2 separate regions of the Homo sapiens genome follow, and region 2 is linked to region 1. The links are chromatin contacts, found by Hi-C or POLR2A ChIA-PET in ENCODE. All regions are on one chromosome and are shown on one strand. Each heading gives the region's core, a stretch centred on a gene start or an enhancer-like site at or near the end of the contact. The rest is flanking DNA. Distances are from core to core; before and after follow the strand shown. Region 1 holds the start of LINC00467 (long intergenic non-protein coding RNA 467). Region 2 holds the start of KCNH1 (potassium voltage-gated channel subfamily H member 1).

What was found. A loop is a pair of places that touch in the nucleus more often than their neighbours do. ChIA-PET counts read pairs that join two places held with the same protein, here RNA polymerase II (POLR2A). Pooled maps may share reads with other maps.
Region 2: a loop to region 1 is called in a pooled map, with 8 times the contacts of the local background. The contact joins the promoter of KCNH1 here to the promoter of LINC00467 in region 1. A Hi-C loop is called at or near these places in 6 of 50 pooled maps. POLR2A ChIA-PET finds 5 or more read pairs at or near these places in 2 of 52 experiments (GM12878 and activated naive CD4-positive, alpha-beta T cell).

The regions. Positions count from the first base shown.
Region 1 is chr1:211,381,329-211,384,184 of GRCh38, forward strand. LINC00467 (long intergenic non-protein coding RNA 467) reads left to right here and starts at 1,427. Exons shown (of 6, transcript NR_026761.2): 1 at 1,427-1,597. It overlaps LOC124904504 (a long non-coding RNA gene), which reads right to left and starts at 1,416. Exons shown (of 2, transcript XR_007066868.1): 1 at 1,265-1,416; 2 at 1-1,070. It overlaps LOC107985259 (a long non-coding RNA gene), which reads right to left. Exons shown (of 2, transcript XR_001738447.1): 1 at 1,943-2,856; 2 at 1,498-1,626. RefSeq lists an enhancer at 1,540-1,609.
Region 2 is chr1:211,132,753-211,135,637 of GRCh38, forward strand. It overlaps KCNH1 (potassium voltage-gated channel subfamily H member 1), which reads right to left and starts at 1,396. Exons shown (of 11, transcript NM_172362.3): 1 at 1,115-1,396. The coding sequence starts at 1,193. KCNH1-IT1 (KCNH1 intronic transcript 1) reads right to left here and starts at 622. Exons shown (of 2, transcript NR_046784.1): 1 at 436-622; 2 at 1-274. RefSeq lists silencers at 613-803, 1,298-1,577.

The sequences.
Region 1 (2,856 bases), core at 177-2,676:
CCACCATGCCCGGCTAATTTTTCATTGTCGTATTTTTAGTAGAGACGGAGTTTCACCGTGTTAGCCAGGATGGTCTCGATCTCCTGACCTCGTGATCCGCCCTCCTCGGCCTCCCAATGTGCTGGGATCACAGGCGTGAGTCACCGCACCCGGCCAATACTTTTCTAGAAAAAACTAATTTTCTCAAGAAGCAAAAGAAAAAATTCTAGGTATCAATAACGATGGACGCTATATAAAAAACAAAACTATCCATTAAGATGGCACCACACCCAGAAGGCTTTAAAGATGAGTTCTTCAAAACCTAAGAAATGTATCATTCACACATGCTATGTCTATTCCAGGTCATACAAAAATAAGTTAACCTGTCTGACTCCTAGCACAACCTGATACCAAAACTAGACAAGGACAGCAAAAGAAAACCATAAGCCAATCTAACTTAGGTGCATACATGAAAATCCAAAATTAACTACACAGCAAATTGCATCCAGCAATATATTGAAAAAATAAGATACCAGGATTCTAAGTTTGGCTCACCATTAGAAAATCTATTATTGTAGTTATTTTATTGTAGAGTAATGGAAAAAAGGCCATACAATCATCTCAAAGACTGATACTGAAAATACTTGGTAAAACTTAGTCATTTGCTGATTAAAAAAAAAACCGATATGGTAAACTACGAAAAGAACATAATTTGCCTATACACCCACACACACACACACCATAAACCTGCAGAAGATATCTTGAATGAAACCTAAGATGCAATCCAAAATAACTCCTGGTAAGAAATAAGTACCTCCGGCTACTATTCAGTGTTGCACTGGATTCTTGGGAAAAGCCAAAATTGTTCTTTACAGATAAATTCTTACCTACAAATCAAAGAGGACTGCCTGTCAAATTTTTAGAATACGAACGTTTAGTGAAGTGTCCAGATAGATCAACAATCAAAAGCCATTCTTATACAAGGATACTAATGGATTAATAGTCTATTAGTAAAAACAAACTACAATAACAAAAATAGCTATGAAAAAATGTTAAATGCGCACAACACCAAGCGAACTGCAACGCTTTACCTGAAAAACAAAGGGAGAACTGAATTAATTTAAAAAAATAGCCACATTGCTGGACGGGAATTCTCAATATTGTACTAGTATCCAATCTCGGCAAATCTACAAAAATATGGAATCCCAAACAAATCCCTGGAAATCTTTGCCATTTGGGCGCCAATCTACTAAAGAAATCGGCCCCAGGGTGTGAGGTTTCTCACATGTGCGTGAAAACGCTTCGAGAGGGGTGCAGCCGCGGACACAAAAACCGTGGCTTGAGTCCCCGCGCCCCTCCCCTCCCCTCCCCTCCCTCCCTCCAGTCCAGCAGCTCTTGCCTAAGGCTCCCGCGACCGGAAGAGTCGCTTCCGCTCCCGCCCCGCTCTGTGGCGTAGGCCGGACATTTCTAGTCGACTGTTGCGCGTGCGCGCGCTGTGACGTTCCCTACGCGGTCGGGCGTTGGGTTTCGCGGCGCTCGCCGCACTGGTTGTTCAGCACCTTCGGTCCGGTTGAGGTTGTCAAGTCGGACCAAACAGGTTGTTTCTCTGCAGTTTCCAGTAAGTGACCGTTCCAGCCGGGGCTGTGGCTAGAGTGTGAAGGCAAACCGGTAGAAGCCGCGCCGCCATTTTCTTCCCACCTCACTCTTTCCTCAATCTCCCTTCGGTCACTCCGAGGGGACTGTTGGTAGCCCCCCTCTGCCCGGTCCCCCGCTAATGAGGCCGCTCCCAAGCTCTGAGTTTCCCCAAAAGATGTGTCCTTTGTCATGAAAGCTCTCGTAGTATTTAAGTGCTAATACTCGACGGCCGCCGACTTCTCAGATGCACCCTGGAGGGTGTGCTCTTGGCCTGACACTTATTAGCCCTTCCGCTTCCTACAGTTGTGATGGGCCCTCAGATACTCACCAGGAAAATGTGATGCCCGCACCACCACTTCTTACTCCAACTTTCTTTGTAATTATGTCCTCTGTTTCAGAATCCTACTGCCGCGGAACAAAAATGTACCAAGGACCATTCCACTTAACGTCCCTCCCTTCCTTCTCAAACCCTTAAGAGTGCCTTAAGAGTAAGGTACTGACCTAAGTGCTTTACATGCATTTTATTTAATCTTCCCACGCAGTCCTTAAGTAGGCAGACATGAGAAAATTGAGGCACAGAAAAGTTTAATAATTTGCTCAAGGCAACATAGGTTGGATGTGGTAGGGCTGAAATTTGGATTTATTGTGTAGCTTACTCAATCTGGTGTTGTTATCATTCATTCCTTTCTCTTTCCCAAATACTGAGTATTCCTTTTTTTCTTAGTTGCTTCTACAGAGGAATTTTTTTCCTTAATGCTGTTTAGAGGGTTCTTCTTGAGAAATTTGGGTTCTGTCTGAAAACCCTTTTCTCAGAGCTCTCCTTACACAGACGCTTAAGTGTTGTTTTTCCAAATCTAAGCTCTAAACTTAATAATATTTTGCATATCCAAAATGTGCTCATGCTTCCTTAAAAAAGTACCCCTAAACCAGTACCCACCAACCAGCCCCCTTCCTCTACCTCAATATGACAATGGTTATCACTATTCTCAGCAAACATTTGGGCAGCTAGCTTATGTAAGACAATAAAGGTAATTGGGGTTTTGAAGAACTCTGAGGTTTAGTTCCGACCTGAAGGAGAAACATGAAAAGGCCTTCATAAAAAGGCCACATAAAATAGCAGATAAATCCCATCTCAGTTGCACAGAATACAAATTGTATAAGAGCAACTTTGGACAAATCAGGTAAAAGTGCTAGATGTGTTTACTCATCTGTAAAATGTTAAGGTTAGGCTAGGTCACTAAA
Region 2 (2,885 bases), core at 146-2,645, 250 kb before region 1:
CATGTCTCCCTGGTAGAAGAATGTCATCTGTTTCTGGAAGGGGTGGGGTGGGGGCTCTAGGAGTCTGCAAAGAGCATCTTATGCTTGGCTATCTTTCAATATAGCCATTTGATGAACTCGTGCGCTGCGCCTTCCAACTGCCAGGACTCCTAGTCGCTCTGCAAGTGCTTAGTTGGGGTCTCTCCTCTGTTAAGTCCGAAAGGCGTTTGGAATTCTTCCTTTCCATCCCCGCTCCTAGGACTCTCGCCTCTCAAGGCTTCATGCTACCGTCGATCTTAATGCCACAAGGAAACAGATGAGTGCTGATTGTCAGTTTATTGGGTAATGGATCTATTTATAGGTTTGGTGAGATTGGGAATTTATAGGTGAGCAACACTTAAGGGTGGCATAAAACCGTTGTGGGTTTGGAAGAGGGGAAATATAACAGGTTTGTACCTGTGACCATTTAGTTCGCTCTGCACCTGTGCCCTCCACTTCCCACCTGACGCCAGGAAAACCATCTGCCCCTCACTTCGAAGGTGAGCCTTAACTTCACCTAGAAAGTGGTGGGTGGGTGAAGGGGTGGAATCAGGCCGCCGAGAGCACGTCCCGACACCTCGGACTTTTCAGTTGCAGGGATGGAAGGTGGAGGCAGCCGGATCCTCCCATTCTGAGGCAGCGGGGACCTGGAGTTGCCCGTCTCTACTGCTGGCTCTCCCTGGGGAGAGGCGGCGCCTCTGGGAGCAGCCCGGGAGCCCCAGAGCCTTCGCGGAAGGGTGGGCAGTGCCGATGGGGCGCGCGCTGCCGCTCCGGCTGCAGCCAGCTTTCCATCACTTTTCCCAGTACTTTGCTCAGCAGCTGTCACGCATCCTTGGAGATAAGACCGAGAGGGCGCTAGAAAGGCCCAAAAGGCGTCCCCAGAAGAGCTCTCCTGTTAGGATGGGGACCCATCAGACCCCGCCCCGCCCTGCCCACCTTTCTCTGCCTCGGGGAGGCTGCCCTGGGTGCCCGCGCCGCGGCTCCTTAGCAGAGCTCGCGGGTTCTGCTGCATCTGCTGGCTCCGAGCGGCGAGAGGTTCTGCAATAAAGGCACGGATAAAACGCCCGGGTAATCGAAATCCGAATGCACCTCTTACCATTGGACCGCCGAACAATATTCTCCAGAAACGTGTTTTGAGGGGCCACTAGTCCCCTCCTGCCCCCAGCCATGGTCATCCTCCCAGCAGCTCGGGGTCCGGCGGGCGTCCTGGCGCGGCTTCTTACGACAGCAGGAAACTGGCCTCGGGGCCCGCACGCAGTCCCGGCTCGAAGCGCCCCATGCGCCCGGCGGGGATCCGCAGGCAGGGCTGGCGGCTCCCTCTGGCTGCTACCCTCGCGCCCTCTTCGCGCCTCCCTCCCTGCGGCCCGCCTCGCAGTGCACTCGCGCCGGCCTCGGCTAGCGGCAGCCGCCTCCGGGTGGGCGGAGGGAGCAGCGGCGCCTGGGCCGGCGGCGCCCCCTACCGGGCTCGTGCCCCACCGCCGGCCTGCGGGAGACCAAGCTGGGGGGCTCCCGCAGAGGCAGGGAAGTGGCGGGCGGCCGTGGACCAAGGCTGGGACGGCAGCGCCACCCTCTGGGTTCAGCCGGGAAATGTGTTCAGGATGTGCCATGGGCTGGGTGGAGAGGAGGGCATTGTGAGCAGCTTTCAGGGCGGATTCACCCCCAACAAGTCTTAGGGGAGCGTGCTGATGTAACTCTCTTCCTTTGCTCTGTTTCAGGCCGGGGCCCCCGGGACCTGTGAGGCTCTGGGAACACCTTCTTGCCTTCCTGTAAGGTTAGCCTGACTAGTGAAAGTTGCCCCACCTTGATTCTAGGCCAGTGTTTGAGCAGTAATTAATGAAGTCGTATTGCAATAGTGCAGATTTAGAGTGACTGGCAGATTCAGCTTCAGAAGAGTTGTCTTGGGTTGTTTTTACCGTAGACACAAATGCAGGCTCCTGATGTTTGGTATGATCAGTATCAAACTGCCTGACAAACATCAAAGGGGTGGACTTGTCTCTAAGGGCGAATGCTCAGGAGAGGGGCAGCATTAATTAAGCAACCGTGGCTTTGGCTTGAAGGGTAGTCTGTAGTGCAGAGGATACAGTTAGTTTTTACAGCTGACCCCTGGTATACGGAAGAACCACATACACCCAAGGTTTCTGGACAGGGGCTAAGACAACGGTCGTTTGTTCACTTATTTTGGGGGATTTCGACCCACACATAGTCTGTACCTGCCTTTTTACTATGTATCCCCAGTCGGTGCGGTGGGAGACTAAGCCTATGTCCCACAGGAGAAATGAATGGAGAGTTTACTAGTTTCAGACTGAGTCAACAGTCAACACAAAAATGTAAGAGAAAAAAAAACTAACCCTGAAAATTAATTGTCTGGGTTAGCCATCCTGACATATCCTAATGTATTGCAAAGACATCCTGTCTCAGTTAATTAATTTCAAAAACAGAAGAACTAATTCTTGCCCAGAAATCTCTCAGAGTTGCTGTGAAGATCAAGCAAGAATTATGTATGGGGACAGCACCTTAAATTGTAAAGTGCTGTGCCAAGGTCAGACGTCATTATTGGAGTGACTAAATAAATTGGGCCATTACGAATATCACCCTTTATCTCGTCTTGTGTAGAGACAAAGTAAACAGATTGCTGTTAGCAGAGAGTTGGATAAGACTGTCATAGGATTTGAAATGCAAGTAATGATACACTTTTTCCTTAAGATAGCCTTCTACCCATCGCCTGTTACCTAGTCTAGAACAGTGATTTCTTAAACCCTAGCTCCGTCTAGTGGTTCTTTGTTCTATTACAAATGAGATAACACTGGTTGAAGAGAACTTGATTCTGAAATGTATTTGGTGCTGAGCTGAGCCAGTTTGGTGCCTAT